Linked DNA regions of Homo sapiens: region 1 is linked to region 2. The links are chromatin contacts, found by Hi-C in ENCODE. All regions are on one chromosome and are shown on one strand. Each heading gives the region's core, a stretch centred on a gene start or an enhancer-like site at or near the end of the contact. The rest is flanking DNA. Distances are from core to core; before and after follow the strand shown.

The links. A loop is a pair of places that touch in the nucleus more often than their neighbours do. Pooled maps may share reads with other maps.
Region 1: a loop to region 2 is called in a map with no recorded cell type, with 9 times the contacts of the local background. The contact joins two enhancer-like sites. A Hi-C loop is called at or near these places in 6 of 37 single-sample maps with no recorded cell type and 2 of 50 pooled maps.

What each region holds. Positions count from the first base shown.
Region 1 is chr18:58,287,210-58,291,267 of GRCh38, forward strand. The region is part of intron 5 of NEDD4L (NEDD4 like E3 ubiquitin protein ligase); the gene reads left to right. Among named protein-coding and RNA genes, the nearest start is that of MIR122HG, 160 kb to the right of the region's middle. Within about 2 kb of position 2,387, at least 5 of the 41 ENCODE cell types and tissues checked have a DNase peak (open chromatin) inside an H3K27ac peak, as active enhancers do.
Region 2 is chr18:57,836,643-57,840,727 of GRCh38, forward strand. It overlaps the pseudogene RSL24D1P11. Among named protein-coding and RNA genes, the nearest start is that of ATP8B1, 35 kb to the left of the region's middle. Within about 2 kb of position 1,374, at least 3 of the 41 ENCODE cell types and tissues checked have a DNase peak (open chromatin) inside an H3K27ac peak, as active enhancers do.

The sequences.
Region 1 (4,058 bases), core at 1,137-3,636, 450 kb after region 2:
GGCAGCTCTCAACCCAGCACGAAATTCCAGGCTCATTCATTTCTGTTTACCTACTGCCAAATAAGTCAGACAACTGCATACTTGCTTTACAGACGAATAGAGGACAGCATGTTGTTCAATAATTGTAGTTTAAAAAGTATATGTAAGATACATCCACAAGAAGAAAGATAGAGGGAGCATACCGTTTGTCTTCTAGTATAGGCTCCCTGCCCATGGAGATCACAGAGTAGAATTATGATGGGTGCCTTAGAGACCAGCCTCCCTCAGGATCATGAGTTCACCTCGGCACCACAGCTCTGGGCAACGTGGAATTAGACAAATTAAAGTAGTTAAGTTCTGACTTCATAGAACAGAATCTAAACTTTTGTTCATACTGCTTTTGTGTTCTTGGGCCATCTGAAAACCTTTTCTGTGTAAATATTCCTGCAATATGCGGTCTTACAGAGGTCTTATCACGCATATTTCCCTTTGCTTCCTTATGTATCGTATTTTTTCAAGAAGAAGACATTCAACTTTAGAGACAATGGAATCATTGTGTTGTGGCTTTAATTCAGGTCATTGTCCTTTTGTGAGTTGCACGTGTGCGCGAGCCTGTGTGTTTTGCTTGGAGGAATAGTGAATAAGCAAGGAGCAGAGTCCATTTGCTTTTTCTAACAGAGGGTGGGGCAGATTCTCTCACAACCATTAAAGAAAAAAATAAGATACCAGCAATAATGATAATCAGTCATGCATATGTAATCGTGTGTAGTTCATACTTCAGATTCATATACAGCTGAGCATGATCTTGAATGTTACAGGAAGCAAGCTTGAAAGTCAAGTTACAGTAGAACTTTGCTAATTCATGCCTGACTAATTTGCCCACCCAGTAGTTCCTACTGAAATCTTGCCATTCCTCTACCAACTTTCAGAAAAATTTGATAGCAGGCTGTGGAGAAGGCTCATGTTACTTCTTATGTCAAGGTGTAAACAAAAAAGAGAGCACAAAATACATCCATCAGACCACATGAAGTGAAGAGAGAGAAAACATCTGCTGAAAGCCGGATTCTCTGTTTTTTTCCTGCTTTTTAAATGTAATCTGTCTTTGTTTATGCATGCCCTAGAAACATGCATAAGTAACCCTGAGTAGTCTCTTAGTTTAAGAAAACCTACTATAAAATTTCTTGTTGTAAAATAAAATTCTAAAAGGAATAAGTTGTGGACATATAAGTATCAGACAGTTTATGTAAGACTTTACATAGGATGCAAGGTAGGCTGTAATATGATTTGGTAATTGTTTTATGGGGGAATTTTGTTTTGTATAGCGAAAAAGAACAGTGAGTGATTTAACTGAATTTTATAGTTTAATATTGTTGTTGTTTTAACTAAAATCTTTGGTTTGCTATTGCAAAATGAAAGAGAAAGGAAATTTTGGTTAATGTTAACTTTATTTCCAAAACCATGTGATGGATGCTGACCAAATGTGTCTCAATAGTGCCATTGAGGTCTGTTGCCTTTTTTTTTCTTTGAGGTGCTAAGTGAAATGTGTTTTGAACCTTGAATGTTCACTATGCGACGTTCTTTGCATTACAGGTAGATACTGCAAACTTGCTTCAAAAAAACTAAAAAGTTCAAATAACTAATGGTTCATATTTGTTCCAGTTAGTAAATATCACGACAAGGTATCATCGTCATCCCATGTTCTCAGTATAGATTCAGCTTCATTTCTTACACCACACACCCAGAGGCATAAATGGAAGTACACAGACAAAAGGAAAGGCCTGAGTTTAAATGTAGTTATCATGTTCAGTGTTCGACATTTTATTCTGAGAATTTAAGTGTTTCTACTGCAGTACCACAAAGTCAATCTGCATATTACTTTAACTAGATCACTTGTAAAAATAAATGAATAAATGACCAGTGATGGTTCAGTGACAAGAGTGCCAGATGAGTCATGAATGTTTTCACAAGTAAATTTGATAGTAAACTGCTAAGTTTACTGTATACGCTGTGTACAAATTAGCTCAGATTCAAGATTTTTGCTCTAACAACTGAACGCTCAGTTGCATCTTTAAACTTTTTGTTGCGTGAGAGGGGCTGAGGGGCAGGTGGGAGGAAGTCAGCCTGCAGGTGGGAGGTTTCTGTCTCAGGATTGCTGATACCCCTGCATGCTGCTGGGTTGCAGCCTTGGAGTATATGGCCTATGAGACATGGCATGTCTGATTTGATGGAAAAAGCAGCGGAGAACCAGTGAACCAAGCTATTCCGTGTATTGACTTTTTAATACGTTTACTACAAGAATCTGCCTTTTAAAGTACTTTTAAATAAGGTTATAAACATAAGTGTGTTTTGGACACAGCCTGCAGCAAGCATGCCTCTCGAGGTGTAAGATGAGTCAGCTACACATGCTCAGGGGCCCGTTCCACCAGCCACAGTAGCTGCAGAGGGTGAGAGCAACTGAAGCAAGAGAAGCTCTTAGTAATTAGGGGAAGGAAGCCTCCACTTGACACCGCATCACCACCAAGTATTTATTGAGTGTCTTTGGTGTGCAAGGCAGGAGAATATCTTCTATGGATTCTACATATTTCAGGGTTACCAGAGTTATAAAATCCCTTGAAATCTATATGCACAAATTGTAAATACGTATGCAGCTTTTTATAAGTGTTCAAATTCTGCCTTAATTGTGCTCAAGGATCAGGGTCTCACCCCAGCATTGTATACCATTGATAGTCATGATTTCCTTAGTGAAATTAAGTAAATTGACTTTCAGAGACTTTATTTCATATTCATCATGTCCCCATGTAGCCATGAAAAAATGATATGTTTAATATTCATCTATTTGTATGATTAAAACAAAATATCCGCAACTACTGACGATTCAATGATCAGATATTTTACTGTAAATTAATATCATCATAAACTCCTAGACATTAGACTTCAGACATTCAGAGCCCACTCGATGCTTGGCACAAAGCAGGCACCAAATACATATTTATAGAATGAATGAACAAATGAAGGAAGAAACAAAGAAATGACTAATGCACCAACCATTTATCAGGAAGTTTAACAGGGAAATTCAACAACCAGATTTGTTTTGCTAATCTTATTAAAGTGCAACATGTTTGTTGTAAAAATAGATCCACATTCGTCATTGAACTGGACAGTCTAAAATAGATCCAAACCCATTGTTTGATTATACTTCACAAATGTAAGGTAAAATAGATGATACTATCTGTCATTTGCTTGATGCTATTGGCAAATGTGAAGCAGTTACCAGCATAAAAGCTTGGAGGTTACTCCGAATGTATATAAACAACAGTGGCTAGGCTCACAAGTGGGAGAGAGTCTAAAAATAGGTAGGCGATCCCTTATCTCGTTGCATTGAAAATTGTGTTTATATGAAGTGATATTATTAGAAATGATGTGTGAGAAAAGAATTTCTGCAATGTCTCCTACAAATTAGAGTGAGAAAATGTATCTTTATGCAGCTTTGAACAAAGGATTATTATTGCTGGACTGTGGACCAAAATTTTAGTCAAGTTTTTTTTTTTTAATGAAAAGAAACTGTTCATTTATGCAGACATACAACTTTGTGTCCTATAGAGACTTGTCATCTGCTCTTAAAGTTAGCACCCTATTTTTCCTCTGGATGTCCACTGAGAAACCCACTGGTGTGATGGTCATTGAAAAAGAGAGTTGTGTCAGAATGCCCTAAAATCTTAGTGGCTTAACACATTCCCAAGTTTATTTCTCATTCACACTACCCGTCAACATAGGTTGGCAGGCATTCGGATCCACAGGGTCACACAGAGAACCAGGCCGACCGACCCACATGGTCACACAGAGAGAGAACCAGGCCGACCGACCCACATGGTCACACAGAGAACCAGGCCGACCGGCCCACATGGTCACACAGAGAACCAGGCCGACCGACCCACGTGGTCACACAGAGAACCAGGCCGACCAGCCCACATGGTCACACAGAGAACCAGGCCGACCAACCCACATGGTCACACAGAGAACCAGGCCGACCGACCCACATGGTCACACAGAAAACCGGGCTGACTGAAGTTTGCACTGGA
Region 2 (4,085 bases), core at 124-2,623:
CTTCCCTCAGACTGCAGTTTACATCATCAGCTCCCCTGGTTCTCAGGCCTTTGGACTCAGATTGAATGATACCCCTGGCTTTCCCCAGCTGCCAGCTTGCAGATGGCAGATGGTGGGACTTCTCGGCCTCCACAATCACATAAGCCAATTCCTTATGATAACTCTCCTTCTCTTTCTCTCCTCTCCCCTCTCTATTTTGAGCTGATTATTTTGGGAAACTGCAACCACAGGAGAAGCTCTGAAAACAGAGTGGAAGTTACCTTATCATCCACATTACCCCAGGAGGACAGGATGACTCTAAGTCACTGGAGACAGTTATCCTTTATTGATGGAGAAGGCACTGACTTAAATCTCCATAACAAATCTTACTCTTATTTGCCAGTTTTTCCTGAGCATAATCAACTTTCCCTACACCCTTCTTTTTGTTTCAGCAGACATGGCATTTAAGTGTGAGTTCAAAGCCACCTCTTTGAAATTTACCAATTTCTCTGGGTATCTCCCTGTATACTACACGAGGTATACATGTTAATAATCTTCTGTTTATTTGTCTCTTTTTAATCTGTTTTTTGTTACAGTGGCCCATCCCAACTAAGAATTATGAAAGATTGAGAGAAAATTATCTATTTCCCTACATTTATAGTAATGTAAATAGCATAGCCACTCTGGAAAATATCAGTTTCTTAAAAAGCTAAACACTTGGCCAGGCACAGTGGCTCACATCTGTAATCCTAACACCTTGGGAGGCCAAGGCGGGCAGATCACCTGAGGTCAGGGGTTTGAGACCAGGCTGGCCAACATGTCAAAACCCCGTCACTACTAAAAAATACAAAAATTAGCTGGGAGTGATGGCAGGCGCCAATAATCCCAGCCATTCAGGAGGCTGAGGCAGGAGAATGGCTTGAACCTCGGAGGCGGAGGTTGCAGGGGGCAAAGATCGCGTCACTGCACTTCAGCCTGGGCGGCAGAGCAAGACTCTGTCTCAAAAAAAAAAAAAAAAAAAATAGGCCAGGCACAGTGGCTCAAGCCTGTAATCCCAGCACTTTGGGAGGCCGAGGTGGGCAGATCACGAGGTCAGGAGATCGAGACCATCCTGGCTAACACGGTGAAACCCCCTCTCTACTAAAAATACAAAAAATCAGCCGGGCGCAGTGGCAGGCGCCTATAGTCCCAGCTACTTGGGAGGCTGAGGCAGGAGAATGGCATGAACCCGGGAGGCGGAGCTTGCAGTGAGCCGAGATTGCGCCACTGCACTCCAGCCTAGGCGACAGAGCGAGACTCCGTCTCAAAAGAAAAAAAAAAATTCTGATCCCCGAATGCTCAGGGAGACTGATTTGAGTAATAATGAAACTCTGGTCTCCCACACAGACAGCTCTGCATGAATGACTCTTTCTCTGTAGAAATTCCCCTATCTTGATAAAACAGCTCTGTCTAGGCAGTGAGCAGGGTGAACCCGCTGGGCAGTTACAGCATGAGGCAGCCTTGTAGTGATGGCACAGTTGTGTATCTCGATTGTGTTGGTGGTTACAGGAAGCTACACTCGTAATAAGATTGTATAGAAGTACACACGTGTGTGCTTATAAAAACAATGAAATCTGAATCAGCTCTGTGGAGCATTTCAATGTCAATTTCCTGATTTTGATTTTGTACTGTAATTATTCAAGATGTTACCACCACTGAAGGAGGCTAGGTATAGGGTACACTGGGCCTCCCTGTACACTTTCTTTGAACCTTCTGGTGACTCTATCATTATTTCAAAATGAAAAGTCAAAAAAGAAATTGTAGTTGGGCTCTCAAGCTTAGCGTGTGGTCAGTGGGGAACCACACGGGTTCAACATGCGCATCGAGAAGTGTTATTTCTGTTCGGGGCCCATCTACCCTGGCTATGACATGTTGTTCATCCACAACGATTGCAAAGTGTTCGGATTTTGTAAATCTAAATGTCATAAACACTTTAAAAAGAAGTGCAATCCTCGCAAAGTTAGGCGGACCAAACCATTCCAGAAAGCAGCTGGTAAAGAGCTTACAGTAGATAATTCATTTGAATTTGACAAACATAGAAATGAACTTATCAAATACCAGCGAGAGCTATGGAATAAAACTATTGATGCAATGAAGAGAGTTGAAGAGATCAAACAGAAACACCAAGCTAAATTTATAATGAACAGATTGAAGAAAAATAAAGAGCTACAGAAAGTTCAGGATATCAAAGAAGTCAAGCAAAGCATCCATCTTACCCAAGCCCGTCTTGCAGGCAAAGGGAAGGAGTTGGAAGAGAAAATGGTACAGCAGTTACAACAGGATGTGGACATGAAGATGCTTCTTAAACATTTCTGTAACCATTTATTTTATGGACATTTGAAAATGCCCTTTGGAGACTTGGAACTGCTAAATTATTAGTTTATTTTTTACATAAGTTCATTTAAATGAAAAGTGATTAAAATATATCTCTCCTACACTGCCATCTACAAAACACAAGATATTACGGATGTTAGATTGCATCTCAGTATTAAATCTTCACTGATATGTGTACTTATGTAAATCACGAAAATTCTACTTATAACTGTAGAAGTGAATTGTGGACGTAAAATGGTTATGTCATCTGGATAATGGACTAGACAGCATTTGTATAATCACTAATGGCAAAAAATCATGGCTAGTGATGTATAAAATAAAATATTCTTTGCAGTAAAATATTCACTTTATTAATGTTATAGAAGGGGGGAGACAACAAGGAACTAACAATTTGTATGACGGTGTCAAATATTTTGATTTTAGTATTTCCTGTTTTGGTTTATTTGCATCTTAGAAGAGCATAATGACATTGTTTGATGAAGCCTAATTATGCTGGACTGTTTCAACTTGGTTTAACCTTTCTGATAGGTAGTTGTGGATGTTTGGGATGAGAACTGAATAATCTTTGCCTGGAGTGACACTACACTCTAGAATTTCCACTTTGGAGAATACTCAGTTCTAACTTCTGATTCCTGGTAGAAAAAACTTTATTTTTCTAGCCTAGCAATGATCTAGAAGCAGAGGAATCCTAGTGCCTTTTAAAAGTTATTATGTGGTTTTCTGTTAAAAAGCTCCTGTTTTTGGAAAGTAGAATTTATGGATACAACATCTGCTCATTATTTGCACATAAAATAAAACCATTTAAAAAGAAAAAAATTATAGTTGGACATAAAACAATGTTTAAATTTAAAATTACCTCAGGATATAGACATGCATGGAACTAATATTTTATACATAATCTTAACTTGCTTTTGTCAGTGTATCTACTTGTAAATGTGTCTCACCATTCGGTTCCCTGTGTTCTGTTGCTGAATATGGTGTTATAGCACTTCTGGTATGATAGCCGTGGACTGTTCTCTGATTTTCTCCATTTTTTGCTAATGATGTGTAACTATGACATGTGGACAGTACCCGGATTGCCTGGTTTGATCACTATGGCTACTTATGTAAGCATCTCATGGCAAATCTTGTCAGAGCACATATAGATTCTGTGAATCTGCATGGTCAGAGTAAGCTTGCTCTCTTTGGGTGGCTGGAGGGTTATGAATATTTTTCACAACTGTCACTTCCTGAACTTGACCTTTGGTATACTTTCCAGATTTGCTAATGCATCTGCTATGCTTGAGGCATGGCTTTAAAATAATATAACTTTTTCGGCCAGGTGCGGTGGCTCATGCCTCTAATCCCAGCACTTTGGGAGGCTGAGACAGGCGGATCACTTGAGGTCAGGACTTCAACACCAGCCTGGCCAACATGGCGAAACCCTGTCTCTACAAAAAATACAAAAATTAGCCTGGCATGGTGGTGCATGCCTGTAATCCCAGCTACTCGGGAGGCTGAGGCACGAGAATTACTTGAACCCGGGAGATCATGCCACTTCACTCCAGCCTGGGCAACAGAGCAAGACTGTCTCAAAAAAAAAAAAAAAAAATTGGGCCAGGTGCAGTGGCTCACGCCTATAATCTCAACAGTTTGGTGGACTGAGGCAGCTGGTTCATTTGAGCTCAGGAGTTGGAGATCAGCCTGACCAACATGGGTGAAACCCCGTCTCTACTAAAAATACAAAAATTAGC